Linked DNA regions of Mus musculus: region 2 is linked to region 1. Evidence: chromatin loops called from intact Hi-C (ENCODE). Cell type or tissue: heart. All regions are shown on one strand.

Evidence for each region. A loop is a pair of places that touch in the nucleus more often than their neighbours do. Peaks named below come from ENCODE experiments on the same cell type or tissue, not always from the same donor. Only the 100,000 strongest peaks of a DNase experiment are listed, where the experiment ranks them.
Region 2: it touches region 1 in a loop (2.1-fold over the local background); 2 of 42 quality-filtered maps call a loop at or near these places.

The regions. Positions count from the first base shown.
Region 1 is chr5:99,345,220-99,353,219 of GRCm38, forward strand. The region is part of intron 3 of A930011G23Rik (RIKEN cDNA A930011G23 gene); the gene reads right to left. Among named protein-coding and RNA genes, the nearest start is that of Gm35314, 18 kb to the right of the region's middle. In heart, no CTCF peak of the experiment used is centred here; a DNase peak (open chromatin) is centred at 3,202.
Region 2 is chr5:99,476,587-99,484,586 of GRCm38, forward strand. All of the region lies in intron 2 of A930011G23Rik (RIKEN cDNA A930011G23 gene), which reads right to left. Gm42125 (a long non-coding RNA gene) reads right to left here. Exons shown (of 2, transcript XR_880471.1): 1 at 5,277-8,000; 2 at 3,761-5,239. Among named protein-coding and RNA genes, the nearest start is that of Gm42125, 7.5 kb to the right of the region's middle. In heart, a CTCF peak has its summit at 3,214; a DNase peak (open chromatin) is centred at 3,075; H3K4me3 peaks cover 980 bases; H3K27ac peaks cover 2,737 bases.

The DNA.
Region 1 (8,000 bases):
GTAAATAAAGAAAATATCCAATAAAAAATTAATAAAAAAAGAAAGCAATACAGTGTGCCTGTCGGTTATTTCTTCATGAAGAACGTGGGTCTGTAACAGTTCTACTTGCAATTAAACAACAGGCTGTGCTCTCTGGAGACAGCCCCAGCACATGCGCATCAGAGATGCTTCACACGCTGTCTCTCAGTGTGAGAGGTGACAGAAACTTGAGAGTCAGGACTGAGCGAAACCGGTCACATACTCTGCTTCCTCAAGGACAGTCTGAAGTAAAACTGGCCTGTTACAGTAAACAAAACTGCCCGGTGGCAAAAAAGCATAATGATTACTTGAAGTTCCAGTTGGTGCCTTGATTTCTGCCGAGATTTCCCACCACCCCCTTTGCACTATCTGCACAAAAGCCAACAGGACAAAAAAAGGGAAGGAGGCCTTCGTGTTTCTAGGTGAAGAGTTTTGACCTTAGCAACCCAAGGGATGTAAGGACTGCATTTTGAGAACAGCAACACTGCACATTTAGAAAAGCCTACCCTACGGCACATAGTTTTGTTTTTGTTTTTGTTTTTTGTTTTTGTTTTTGTTTTGTCTTTGTTAAAACAAACCTCCACAATAAAAATATTCTAAGTTGTTGTTTCTTGATATTTCCTTTTTTCTGTCCGTTCAACTGTTTGAGTTTCGATAAAATAAAAAGCTACAAATCTCTTGTTTCGGTCTCTGTTATGGCTACTTAAGTATTTGTGACAGCAAGGATGAAGAGCTAGGAAAAGCACACAGCAACCAGCGGTCAGTGTCAGGAGCATCCTTGGGTGAATGACGGTCGCAGTCGACCTGTTCTCGGGGATTCATGGAGAGAAGAAAAAAAAATGAGGAATTTGGACAGGACTGTGCTATGATCCCCATTATTCTGGTGCTTTTTTTTTTTTTTTAACTTTCACACAAAATAGAAAATGGCAATTATTTCTTTTAAAATAATTTTTCATTTTTAAAAAATCTGGGAATATTTGGATGAAAGCAGGAATAGAATTATTTTTGAAGGACCTAGGGTGTCTCACAGGTGGCACTAGGCACTGGTTAGTGACTAGATGCAACAGGCTCACTAACAGTGACTTACAGTTCTTACAAAGGCAGCTGCAAATCTTTCCTCAGTCTTAGACTCCGGCAGAGTACTTATGTAGCACAAGCATGTGGACTTTATTATTGTTTTTATCTCCCCATAACTAAGGTGAGTTTATAACCTTACATGTAATAGGACATTTGAACATAATTATCAACAATATCTCTTTTTAAAGTTGCCCAGTCTGAGTAATGAATTATACGTTCATGAATTAGTTGTGGACTGAGAGCTGTCTCCAGGTCTCCTGTTTATATTCTTGATGAAATCCACCAAGGTCCTTTAATGCAAAACTCTCATTTTGAATATATACTGTATATTCTGTATCTGTAGCCTTTCTTCATGGATTTAATCTTACGAAGCAGTGTGTGAGAGGAAAGAGTAATTCTGTCCTCATTTCAGACAGGAGGAGACAGACTCAGAGGGCACACGCAGTAACTTGCCAAATGAAACCAACAAATGGGTTAAACCGAGGTTTGAGTTCTGTTTGTTATGCTCATGTTCTTTCCTTAGTTTTTTAAAATTAAGTTTTATGCAGTTGGCATCAAAACAATCTGGCCACATGCTGTGAAAGTAGGTTATGGGGTTTTACCACCCACACACAGACAGGCACACGGACAGACAGACAGACACACACATACATACATACATACATACACACACACACACACACAAACACACAAGTCATAATTTCCCCTTTCCTTATCTATCTATCCATCTATCTATCATCTATCTATCTATCTATCTATCTATCTATCTATCTATCTATCTATCTACATATCTATCTTCTTCCATGCCCAGACAGGCTTTTTTGTGTAGCCTTAGCTGTCCTGAAACTAGTTCTGTAGATCAAGCTGAGGCTAGTCTCTGCCTCCCAACTGATGGGATTAAAGGTATATACCACCACCACCAGTAGTCCTGGGTGCTGGCCCTACAGTCAGCTCTTCAGATAATGCCAACACATTGGAATACATGGACCACTGTGTTAAACCATGCGACCTTCAGAACTTAGTCCCCAGTTATTGCTTCAAATAAAACATACTTTCCAATATTGAACTGTAGTAAACACAGCTCTTCCTTGGACACTCTGATTTTCATAGGTAATCATGAGGTAACTATATCTGAATATAGTTTTGTGTAGGAGGTCTGTTGAATGAGGTGATATTAACTCTCTTGTGACTTGATGCTCTTTCTGGGAGATTTTCCTAGACCCCTCCTAAGGTGAAGTGGAAACTCTTGTAAGAGAATGTCCTTTTGTTTGTTAACATTGCAGTTTTAGCAACAGTGACTGTGGCTACATAATCACACAGCTTTAGCACAGGTCCTCGGAAGAAGGTATTTTTGAGATGGTTGATGAAATAAAGCTAGAATTAACTGGTTTTGTTGCTAAATGTGCTAAAATAATGTAATTACTGAGATGAAGAGCCTGTTGCTCTCTACCAATTGCATATATCCAATTCACACATCAGAAGAATAATAAAGACCGGTTTATTCCATGGGATGTGATGCATTCTTGGCTTACCATATAACAGATGTTGAAAAGCACATTTTCTCAATTTTGCCTCAAACTGAAGTGTGGAAGGTGATTCTACAGCCTGCCCTCCGTGTCTGATTGTTGCTGTCCTTGGAAAACCCACTTTACCTTTGTATCATGACAAGCATTTCTTGGTCTCATACAATGAGGCAAACACTTTGGTAATGACAGATTTTGTCTGGGAGAAAGGATCTCGTAAGTCCGAGGTGGGTCTCCAGAATAGCTCACTGCCAACAGAAAAAATTAGCTAGAGCAAACTAGTATGTCACATGTTGGCAGAAACCCCATTCTAATCTGGGCCAGATATAGCTATCAAAAAATTCAAAGACAGATTTGAGGGGTGATATGCCATCGTCTCGTTTTGGTTTTGAGGTGCTTGGTGCTTTTTATCCATGATAAGAGTGTTCAGGTCATCTCAGGAAATAGAAAACGGTGCTACAGACCCTGGGAGAGGAAGTCATCTGGGTGAACAGTGAGGGAGGCAGCAAGGCACAGGGACCTAGGAGATGAGCCAAACAGTGTAGTTGACACGCTTAGCAAGGTGGGACCACAGCCAAGGTTCCTCTGGCACTAGGCTCTCCTTGGCCGGAACCACAAGGAAACATTGTGAACTGGTCTGATGGGAGCAGATCTGATGCTGCACCCACTTGTCTCTCGCTGGCCTGTGGCCATGTTTGGTCTGAGTTCAAAGGTAACACCATAGTTAATGTCTGACATCTATTGGATGGTGCATTTAAACGTTGTCCATTATCAATATCCTACTTAGATTAATCATTAGATAAGCTAAGCAGCTGCCTGTTGTTGAAGGTTATTGGCGCTGAGAGAGCTTGTCTACTCCATACTGATATTCTGAACACTTGGTAAAACTCACCTTAGGTTATCCTGTGCTAGCTCTAGGCTATCCTGTGATGATTGGAAGCCCTTAACCGTATCATTACTTTAATGAGAATGTACCTTTCATTTGTAGATGCTTACAGGGAAACACGCCAAACAGATACAAGAACAATCTGAGCTGCTCCAACAAGTACACATTCCTCCCCTAGGACTCACCATTTGGGAGAACACATTTATTTTGATGGCAATGGAATGGTTTTATTCCCTCATATAAGCATGTTTTATTTTGATGATGCTATATGAATGATATCTTAAAAGTATTAATAAAAGGAAAAGTGTTTATATAACTGAGGGCTTATTGTTAGGAATACAACTTAAAAAAATATAAAAGGGCAGTGATGTCAAGCCATAGAAATGGTTAAGAACCTTTTTCTGGGCACCTGTACTGATCTTGTAGATATCTGAGATGCTCTTCATGCTGACATGAAATAGCATCACAGTTTCTCAGTCTATTCATGACCTTAACAATCATAATCTGGTACATGTATGAAATGTGTTTGGGGGCTCTGACTGTGTTTGGTTTATAGTTCTCTTGGTTGACTCTCAGACATGTGTGACAAGGAGACTTGGTTAACAGTGTGCTTTATGATCAAGCAATGGCTCTGGACTGGGGAAGTTTGTGAAGGCATCTCTTTGAGGATGACTCAATAGGTAAAGGCACTTGCCACCAAGCCTGATGACTTGAATTTGATCCTTGGGAGAGAACAACTCCCAGAAATTATCCTCTGACCTTCATGTTGGCATGTACACACACACACACACACACACACATACACACACAAATAAATAAACACATAAATAAGTTTAATAAAAATCAAAACTCCTCAAATGGAAGTTAGTTACTATATAATTAATATATATTTGATATAATACAGTTTCACCTGCTACTGGGCTAGCCTACCTGTCACGGTAGTGAATATTCAGAAAATGCATGTGACTCTTCTTTAAGGGGTCTGCAACCCTATAGGAGGAACAACAATATGAACTAACCAGTACCCCACCCCCACCCCCCCACCCCCGTCCCAGAACTGTGTCTCTAGTTGCATATGTAGCAGAGGATGGCCTAGTCAGCCATCAATGGGAGGAGAGACCCTTGGTCTCATGAAGATCATATGCCCCAGTATAGGGAAATGCCAGGGCCAGGAAGTGGGAGTGGGTGGGTTGGGGAGCAGGTTGTGGGGAGGGTATAGGGGACTTTCACGATAGCATTTGAAATGTAAATGAAGAAAATATCTAATAAAATAGGGTTTTTGTTTTGTTTTTTAAAAAGAATGTGAGTGGAGCTCTCAGAATACAGGTTGATTAGACAGTCCACTCCAAGCAAAAGCAACAGGGCAGATGTGGCTGGCTTGCTAAGAAGCCTGGCTGTGTTCCATGGAGCAGGGTGTGGAGATTAACCGATGTTTCTTTCTTTTAAGAAAGAATCCCATTTCACCTCCTAAAGTGCTACTCCACCCCCTGCTCCACCCCAGGGCCCTTCACGCACACACACATGGCCTTGTGGCACTCACTTTTAGCAAACTGCATGCAACATTAGTGGTTGCCCTTTAACATACTTTACAAACTACATGATGTAACTTGTTAAAGAAAAATTACAAGAAAGCATCTGCATTCCTAGATGGCAGGGCAGGGAGTCATCAGCGCTGGAGCCTAACCGTTCAGTTGCTTCATCCCAAAGAGCCAGCGGGGTACCACTGAAGCACTTTCAAAGTAACCTCTCACTTGCTGGGGTTTTTTTCCAAATCATTGTGTTTAATGCAAGCACCATGAAACGCTCTAGATCAAAGGGCCTGTAATTATCTGAGATTTCTTCAGAACTTAAATTTCATCAACTAATGTGACCAAGAGAGATCTCAGGTATAAGTACAGACTAAACCTTCTAGGTGTATGAAGCATACAGGAGATACTTCTAACACACACACACACTCACTCACTCACACACACACTTGTTTGTTTCTACTACCCTTAAAAAGAATGCAATGAGCCATTTTGTTCTTAGCTGACAGATAAAAGGGTATCCTGTGAAAGTTACTAGTACATTAGAGACGGTTCACCAACATGTACTAGGCTTTCATCTAATGATATCAAAGCTTTAGAAAATGGGGAATATTAAATGAAGATTCAAGTTCATTATAGCCTTAGGAATGCATATATAACCTGCATATGTAACTGAGTCCCTGGGAACTGTATCTTTCATGTTTGTGGCCTCAGTATTGTGACAGTGACTGCCCAGCATGTGGCAGATGCTCCACTTGTGCTTCCTGAAAATAGGGAAGATATCGCGGCATCTCCACGGTGTAAGTGAACCATGGTGTGGAGTTGGCCCAGGTGGCTCCCACCCGATGTCTTAGCATTTGTCAGGCTGAGGTAGGATTGCAAGCTGCAGGCCAAGTTAGGCTGTGTCATGAGTTCCAAACCCAGACAGAAACAAATTATATCAAGTCATGTTAATATCCCAATTTTCTCAATATCTGTCTTGAAATATTGAAGGCATTGTCATCACAAAGTTCTTGCAAGAGATGGTATAAAATAGGAAAGGCCATTGCAGGTTTGAATACTGCGGTTTGTATCATTAGTCTTGAGGGAAACTCTCCCATCATTCAGCATATTCTTTAACCTGTGCTTAGTCTCTTGATACAAGAGAATACAGCATCTCATACGGGACTCAGCCAGTTGGGGATCCATAGCTCGGTCTTTATGAAGCTCCCCCACCTTCTGCTTCCTGTAAATCTAACTTTGTTGCATGTGAAGGCCTCCAAATTCCGTGAGTCTCTTTCAAAGATTTGAAAACCATTCTTACGTGTTCTTTCTCACATGACTTCCAGTGAACCTCAGGTCTTCTTTGCCACTTTGGGCACACTCCCTTCACAATGCCATTGAACCAGCATGGAATACTTATATCCAAGAGGATTTTTCCAGACATATTTTTTCCTATATTAGTTGTCTCAACCATACTGAGCACACATTAAACTTGAAATGAACACCTCAAAGCTATTTTCTCCCAGTAACCATTGCTTATTTGTATGGGGAATTTGTTTGCATCTGAGTTTAGCACATCTCTGTGTTTATACTTAGAATTTTTGTCTGTTTTGGGATGATGTTTTGAGTTCTCACTAAGGACTGCAGCCATTTGGTGAGATTTAATGGCAAACCATGTTAGTGCATAATATATTCAACATAAATACTAAATACTAGATAAGCTTAAAGATCAAGCCAGAGAATTTCTATCTGATTCCCTGTGCACACACCATACGCCCCTTAGATCTGTACTTGTTTTGAGCCCTACAACTAACTGGCTAAGCACACACCCCCACCCCACATTTTCATTCCCTCCAGGTTAAGCAAGACTAGATTCAAACTACACAGGCTCCTTTCTCTGCCTGGGAGGGCATTTCTTTTCAGTTTGAAGCCCGCTGAATGAAATCTTCAGTCTTTGAAGTTGTTTTCCCTTATCATCCATAGGGTAGACCTGACTTGATGCCCCTGCCAGACTCGACGACTTGACCTTAACCTGAGGCTTTTCTTCTCTTCTTCAGATCATGTTTATCCCTGGGGGGGGGGGGCGCACACCCGAGGGAAAGAAGTGAAGCAAAGGCTGCTAAGTAGAGAGGAAAAACGAGGTTGAATGAGATCCCCCTCATTCCTTGGCATCTCTATAGAAAAGGAGGCAGAGCTGGCTGTGTTCGGTGTGTACACGAAAGCCCTTCACGAAATGCAACTCATAGCAAAATGATGGGTTAATGAAACCTGGGGAACCGGAGTCTGCTTCCAGTCAACAGAGTATGCTTTTAATAAGATCCCAAGTTTGAAGGCTTTAGAGCAATTTGCAGTTAGACTGCACCTTCCGAGATCTGCAATCAACAGGCTCAGACTTGCAGTTGGAAGCCTTTATTTATGTGGTTCAGGCGAGGCTCTACCCCTGAAGGCCGCCCTTGTTTTTAGAATAGGAGCCAGGGGAAACATTGTAACCACCACCTTACTGTGACTTCGAGCCAGCACTGAACGTTATAAATCAAGGTGGAACTGAATTACAGAGCCATTTGGCCGAAATACTGTCGCTCTTTCTCTTTCCGAGCTGGAGATCAAAGCTAAGGTTTTGTGCATCCTGGGCAAGCACTGAGCTGCATCCTCAGCCCTAACATTGCTCTACTTTCAAACAACCAAACAAGCAGACATCTTCAAGTCCATTCTGTTTGTCATTATAAACTGTGTCTCTATTGGGCTGAAGAAATAGCTCAGTGGTTAAGAGTATATACTGCTCTTATGGAAGACCTGAGTTTGGTTCCCAGAAACCATGTAGGGTAATTAACAAGCCCCTGTGCCTTCAGTTCTGAGAGGAAACAACACCTCACCTCATGGGCACTGCCATCCACATGCACACATCCTTACACAAGCATCTCCACACACTGAACAAACGAACGAACAAACAAAAAGTAATTACAAAGTGTGTCCACTGGGGGAAAAACA
Region 2 (8,000 bases), 130 kb after region 1:
CCTGTCTCGAAAAAAAAAAAAAAAATTCTAGAGAAGGAGGATTTGGGGCTTGCTGAATACAAGCCTTCTTGAAAAAAAAAAAAATTGCAAGCTTCAGGTTCCATGAGGTATCCAGTCTCAAGGGAAGAAGGCAGAGAGCCCATAGCCTCCCAAAGAATATTCTGCAAGGAAGACAAAAACCTGTGTTGCTCACCACTCTTCCTACTTTCATTTCCTCAGCCTGTATATGAGGAGCACAGGCATAGCACACCAGTCCCTGCTGAAGACACGGCCGTGAACGGGAACCCAAGGGTCCTGTCCTCACAGTGCCTACATTCTGTGAGAACAGGAGGCAACTCCCTAAAGTCAGGGGAAACTCTCTGACCAGGATAAGCCCCATAAATAGATTGAACAGGATGTGGAGATAAAAAATACCAGGGAGGAGTCACTTCAGATAGTAAGTGCAGGAAAAGGTCTCTCTGACATTAAAGGTGACATTTAAGCATTCAAGACTTGAGGCATGAGGAGCTGACCATGAAGCAGGCAGAAGAACATTCTAGACAGATAGATGAGCATGCTCCAAGGCTCCAAGTCCCGAGCACTGAGCAAATGCTGTGTGGGAGCAAGGCTGGAAGCAGACAGGAACCACAACCTGCTGAAGTTGGGGATCCCTGATCAGATATGCACAACTGATTTTAAGCCAATGGGAAAGGTCTTAAGTAGGAGGGCAACACAATCTGACTCATGTTTCCGAAGTTGTTTTTGACTGACACAGCAGATTTTCAGAAGCTCTCCTTTTGGGCTGCTCTATGGAAAGTGGGTTGGGCTGAGTGGAAGGATACGTTAAGAATGTAAGACCAAAACTATACAGTGGTCATATACTTCATTCCCTGCCTCAGCTCAGGCTGACTTACCAAGTTGCATGAACCACGTTTTTAACTTATTCCAAATCTTAGCACGCATTCAGCAGGGTACATGTGCCCTAGACACACCACGGCATTACGAAGAATGGTCACGTGGGTGTTATTTCCTGTCAGCTATCAAATTAAGACATGTCAAAATAACATCAGATGGCTGTAGATGGTGTTTCTTAGCGTAGCATGTGTATCGTCATGCAGGAAGCAGTAAAGCTTGAAGATCTCTCGTCATTTTCCCTGAAACTGAAGACTCTGTCTACAGAGGAATGAAGCTTTCGATACTGGACTTCTAAACTATCTATAGAAATAAGAGTTTACTCAAGTCAAGGAGCTTAGCGCTGACCATCTATGTTATCCTCTGAGGGGCTCAGCATCGGTCTGGGATCTATATGCACAGTGAGGGTCTATGTGCCATGCGGGGTAGAAGTAGCAGGCCAGAGGTATGTGTGGCTAGATGGGGTAATGACCCAGAAGAGGCAATTAAGAAACAAGGACATTTATACACACTTACTCACACGCCTGTGCGCATGTGCGCGCACACACACACACATACACACACACACACACACTCGGAATGTTTTCCCCTTTGGCAAAGAGACTGATCCTGGGTATGACAAAATGAACTGTCCTGGCAGCAAAGTAGAGAAGGGCCTGAGAGCAGAGCTGAGAGACAGGACCTCCATTCCCCTCACCACCCTTGCCACCTTCTGCTGGAGAGATGGTGACAACCAACAGGCTACCTGGAAAGTGACCCTCTGGACATCACACGTGTTGCAGAGAAACAGCTTTGTCACATGTCCATCTTGGGCTAGTGACTTGTCTGACAGGGAAGGATTAAGTAAGAATTAAGAGAGATGCTCCAATGTGAAGGAATGAGAACTATGCTCAAAGCCAACAAAGACCGCCCCGAATTCCCATAATGGTTCTCACTTGTACGTTCACTTTTCTTCTGAGCAGACATTGTGCTCTTGTCATCTTGCCTCTGACAAATGATGCTCTCAGGGATGCTCTCAAACCTTTCTAGATGTCCTCTCACCCTGCCCTGACTCATTATTAATACTTCTCGTGATGGCCATCAACCTAATCCCTACCGACTCCTTATATGCACCTTTGGTTAGGCACCCATCTTTCCTTTCCATTACGCCGGTGTCTGCTATATTCTACACAGAAACAGCGCACAGTGGGTACGGTCACTAGCTGGAGGTGATTCCCACCTGTAATACGATAGGCATGTAGACTTCTGAGTTTATTAGGGGCCTTTGCTATTCCTGTGGCTTGTTAGCCTCAGTTCCCTGGATGTGGTATCTTCTGAAGGACTTTCAGTCTTGTTCTAACCTGGAGATAATCTAGGCCAAACGCTTATCCCTGCTGGCTGTGCAGCCTTGTGGAGTAAATAGATAGGCCCCAAGCCAGATGCCTGAGCTTGCTTCTTGCTGCCACCATGTACAGATGACCGAACTGAAGTCCCGACAATAGTAAAATGGAAACAAAGCAAGCCCTGTCCTATGTTGCTTCTTAGGAATGAGCCGTTAACTGTGTAAATGTTTGGGCTGGTTACCCTGGCACACAACAAGCTATTCTGAAGCATGAGGAAGCTGTCCATTGCTCCTGTCTTCCCTCAAGGAAAAAAAGAATCTAAAATAAGAAGTGGTGTTTATTTTAATGCCTGGTTCAATACAAATTTTAAGTGTAAGCGTCCCGGCAAAGTGTGTCTTCCCCTGTCAGGATGGCCTGTCTTGAGACTCTCACCCTCTGTGCCTGGTACAAAAGAAAGAAAGACAGGCCAAGGTGTCCTGGGACTGCTTCCTCCCTGAGTGACAGCTGGTGCTGTCAAGAGTCCTTACTGCTGCTGAGCACAGACCTTCTGGCAAGGGCTGGCGGCACAGAGGCGCCCAGTCTCCCTGCCCACCTGTCAGCCTCATCCAGGAACAGCAGAGATATTTGCTCTTTTCTTCCCCTGCGTCCAGCAAGCCCCAGCTCCTTCATTACTGCTTGCAGTCCCGGCCTGCCTCCCTTCACCCTCCCGGAATACAAACTCTCCAGCCTATTCTTCCAAGAAGGGGATTAGGCCCAATTAATCTCTGGACAAATGTCAAGGAGTCTGGGGGGAGGGGCCACCTTTCAAGTGCCGCGCCCCAAAGAGCAAATCAAGCCAGACGTGTGCCGCCCTGCTCGTCCGGCTCTGCACAGGGGCGAGCTGCGGCAGCTGCCAACACAATCAGCCAGGCCTTCTTAATCTCAGGCTTAGCTTCCAAGGGGGGCTCGCTTTCTTGCCAGCCTGTCCTGACAGACCGCAAACACCCGATGCTGGGGCTCCTCTGCCTCTGCCATCTGTGCGGTAGGGGGAGCTGGACAAGGAAGCCCTCCCCCACTCCACCCCAATCAGCCGATGGCAGCAGCCCTCTCTAACTCTGGTTTCCTCTCAGCTCCCAGGACGGCCTTCTTCTGTCTCAGCCCACCCTCAAAGGGCCTGCCATTCATTTCCAAGGCAGCCTGTGCTCGAAGAGAAGAGACCTAGAAGGAAAAGACTCTGGCAAACACTCAGGCAAACAGGCTTGGGTGTGAGTGATGGGAATTTGTAATTTGTCATAAAAATTATCTGATACCACAGATTCCATTGACCTGACAGAGAGAAGCCTGGAAGGACCCTGGGAATTTTTTTTCCTTTCTTTGCTATGATTCACAGAAAGACTTAATCCAATCCATGTGGGGTGTGGTTGTCCTTGCAAAACTCCTTGAAAAGTGTTTCTCAGACGCTACCTAAAATCACTCCAGCTTTTTTATTTTACATGCTATTGACTAGTAATGTAACATGCTTCTTTTTATTCTCTCTCTCTCTCTCTCTCTCTCTCTCTCTCTCTCTCTCTCACCCTCTCTCTCTCTCTCTCTCTCCAAAACCTGGCTTAACCAGCAGGCTATTAAATAGTACTTCCACCTGCTACAGCCCAGTGAATCAGTAATTAATTCTCATAATGGTGATCTGGAAAGATTTCTAGAGTCCCCCGGAAGATCCAAGAACTCTCTCCACCCCACTGGCTACCCTGCTGGCTAGGCATATGCTCATGGGAGTGGGTGAGAGACAGTCAGGTGTCCAGGCCTGGTGGTAACACACACTAGCTGTGTGACCTTGGGTAAATTACTTAACCTTTCTGTCTGCTGCCATTTTCGAATCTGCAATATGGGGATGTGATGTTTATTTAAAAAGAAGATGGCTCGTCCTCTAGCTAGGGGCTGTGTTCTGTGAACCAAACACTGCCAAACGTTTTATCTGAATTATCTCATTTAACTCTCACAACTGCTGGGTCAGTATTCAGTGCATTTCATGATGCTCTAATTGGTCCAGAATTACATACCATGGCACCTATGGTGGTGCTAACAAGAGTATCTGATTGGCATAAGCATCTTCCTTCTGTTGGATGGCACGAGCAGCCTGCTTTACAGTTACAGTCATTACCTAAAATGCTTTTGTGCTGAGGTGCCTTGCAATTCACAAGACAGTGTGGCTCACATAACCAAGGCATGGTCTGAGGACCATCTTGGCATTGAACACAGGAAGATTCATGCAGCAAAACACGTGAATGTCCTCCCTAGACAGGAGGAGAAAGAGCCGCCTAACATCTCAGGGTAGATCTTGTTATCGAAACAACCCAGTACAGGCGGAACTGACTCTAAATAAATAAGTTAGAGAGGAAAGATGTTGATGGACGTTCAGATTTTCAGGACTTCATCAAAATGATGTGGAGCCCTGTTAAGATCAAGGGCTAGGCTTCTAGTTCCAGTTCTGACGGGAGTTACTATGCTGTGATCTTGGAAAGGTGTGAGGCTACTACAGTAACCTGACTTTTGTCAACAAATCCGGTCATCGGTCCTGCCTGGGGTAATATGCAGCCCTAGCTGTGAAGCTCAAATGGGGTAGGATTGTTCACTCTTTGTATGAGTAAAGTGTTCTGCGAACTCATGTTGTTTATCACCTTCTCAAATTATTTTCAAGATGATTATAGCTTTAATTATGCACTGTTTCTTGTTGGAAGGGCACAGTGTTGCTTGCATGGGACGAGATCCCCAGTTAAATCTCATGTACGCATCATGTTGTTCTTTCTCGAATGTCGATAAAGACCAGCGCTGGCAGGATGACCGAATCGTTGAACTATTTCTCTGACTTCAGCTAGAGTTATCCTTAGTAGGTAATGACACGCGGCTGTGTCAGATCACTCAGGTACTGAACGCCTGGTGGACCTTTGAAGAATCAAGCATCCCAAGGGTGGACTTGACCCTACTCTCATCCCATCCAGAAGCTCTGCTTGGGTGTCTCTAGCCTGCACAGTCTGTGGAGAAAGCATCACCTGAGAGCCTCATGACCTAGTCCTGTCTCTCTATCACCTGAGAGCCTCATGACCTAGTCCTGTCTCTCTATCACCTGAGAGCCTCATGACCTAGTCCTGTCTAGCCTCTGATGGTCTCCATGATCCAGGCCAAGATACAGCACCTCTCAGATGAACTCTCCCAGTCAGATGAGCCTGGTTGGATGCAAAAGAGGGTTGGTTTGCTCTGGTAGCTAGCGCTCTGAATAGAAGACAATCCTCACCGTACCCAAAGTCTCCTGGTCCCTGGCTTGACTATGGTACTAATGTCAATCTCGTGCAGCTGGTGTCAACCCAGCCAAGACAACTGAAGCCAGTACAACCAATAGCAGAGTGAGTCACCCATATCTGTTTTCCCTTGGCAGGGATGCCTCCTCCCTCAGGAATGCCCCTCTCTTCACTCACAACCAGCATCCATAAGAAAAGCCTGTGGTCTGCTTCCCTTTGCATCTCTCCATTCCTTCAGCTTAAGGAGTTTCGATGGCTGAGGGATCCGCGCCATTAGTGAGAGCTCTACACAATTAACCATGAGGGTTCCTCTCCAGCATCCTGGTTCTCTCTCGGCTGGGGAGCCATTGGCTATGTTCTTTAGATGTTCACATCTGCTAACAGTGGTTCCTTGCCAGCTGAAACGTCGCAAAGGGGCTGGGTGTGTAGCTCAGCGGGAAAGAGCATGGTGAGCATGCACAAGGCCTTCCCTCCAACCTCTAGCTTTATTACACATAACAAATAGTCTTTGCAGAGCCTCTACCAAGCCCAGGGCTTGGATGAATGTGGCAGGCAGTGTAACAGACTTAGGCAGCACTGGGCTCCGAGCCTGAACTGTCTTTGCTTCAGAGGCTGTGCCGCAGTGGTGCCAGCACAGGGTGGGGGGACTGTTGCATTGCCTCATCCCTGAACTAAGCGTGTAGACTGTGATAAGAAAGCCTGTAGATAACTGTGAAAGACAGAACACCCAACTTGGCCTATCCGTGTGTGTGTGTGTGCGTGTGTGTGTGTGTGTGTGTGTGTGTGTGTGTGTTGACATTTACATTATCGACATCAACATTTAATGTTGAAAAGTCATGACTGAGGTTGCCATGACATTTGGGGACAGCAAGTAGTAGTTGCTGACCCACCACCTGCTGCCCTCTGCCGCTGATAGGAAAGCTCTGGACACAGAGAACACCTTACCCAAAGGCCACACCGGAAATCTCTCGCCCAAGCTGCCCTCTGGCATCACTCTTCCAAGAAGCTGAAGGTGGACGGACCTCTGCTGCTGGGTAACTTTTAGCAAATGTGCCCATTCAGCTAAAAGGCCAAGCCCTGCGCACACACACCCAGTTACTGCTGCAGGGCAGGGGTACTCTCTATGAGCTTAGCATTCTTTGAACCAGAAGTAATGTTGCCATATTCAGAACCTGCACTGCGTGGTCATAGGCTTGGTGACAATCCAGTCTCTGAATAAGGACGGATAAAGCCACCCATGTACAGAAGATGGTAAAGGAAGCCAATGGCACAGCTTTCACAGAAAATCAGCAATTCACATAGGCTTGGTGACAATCCAGTCTCTGAATAAGGACGGATAAAGCCACCCACGTACAGAAGATGGTAAAGGAAGCCAATGGCACAGCTTTCACAGAAAATCAACAATTCACAAGCATTTCCCTTGTAATAGGTGTTGTGGAGGCTAACCAGCCTCAAGAGGTTTGACATAGACTAACTCGGCTGGAGAGACTATAGGGTACTCAACTCAAACATATGAGAAAATGAAAAGAATATGAAAGTTGGGGATGACAGCCTGTGCTTATGGTCCTAGAAGTCTGGAAGGTTGAGGCAGAAGGATCAGGATTTTAAGGCTAGTCTGGGTTATACTCTGAGTGTCTGTCAAGAAAGAAATGGGCAGAATGGAGGGTGGATGATATAATACTTTAAAGGTGGGGGGGGGTCGTCAAACAGCATGAGGCAGCAGGAGCTCTAAAAGGTGAGGAGATTAGAAGAGAAAGCAGGTGGAGCAGTTCCTGCAGGTGAGAGGCCTCATGGAGGCAAGGAACACAGACAGGTGAATGTGGTCTGCCCTTTGGGAGGGTATGGGGACACAATTGGGAAAGTCACCCTGAAAGGTTTACCTGTGAGCCCAGGTGAATTAAGGTAGACAGTTACCCCCATCCCTTCTCTGCCTCCTTCTCTGAATCAAGGTAGTTACCCTGCATCTTTACCTAGGGTTGCTCTAGAAATGTACAAAGTATCTCTGTCTGTGTAGAGTCGCTCACAGTGTCAAGGTCCCTTGTCACTTCCCAGGTTCAAGGATATGGCCAGCAGCACTAATGGCTAAGACTCTGCTACATGCTTTTGGGTGTCGGGTGGGAATGAGCTGTTGGCTCTTCACCCTTAAAGGTGAACACATCAAGTAGTTTCCCCTAGAAGTTTAAATCTTACAACAGGTCGGAGGTTATTTGGGTTCAATACTAGAAAAAAAAATTTAAGTCTTAAGGATTTCAAACCTCAGAAATTATATCTGTAATTTTTCTCCTTTTCTCACCTGCTACGCCAATCAGAGCCACATGTTATGACCCCACCTCCAGGGCATATCAAGCATGCAGAAGCTTCTGTTCCTGCTCCTAAGTCACTCAGCTCAATCCCTTGTTACTTTCCTTCTAACTGGCATAGCATACTACAAAGTTGTACTTGTCGAGACCTCTCTGTAGTTCATTAATTCTGTCTGCCAAGCCATCGAGTGCACATTATGATGGGTGCAGTCGCG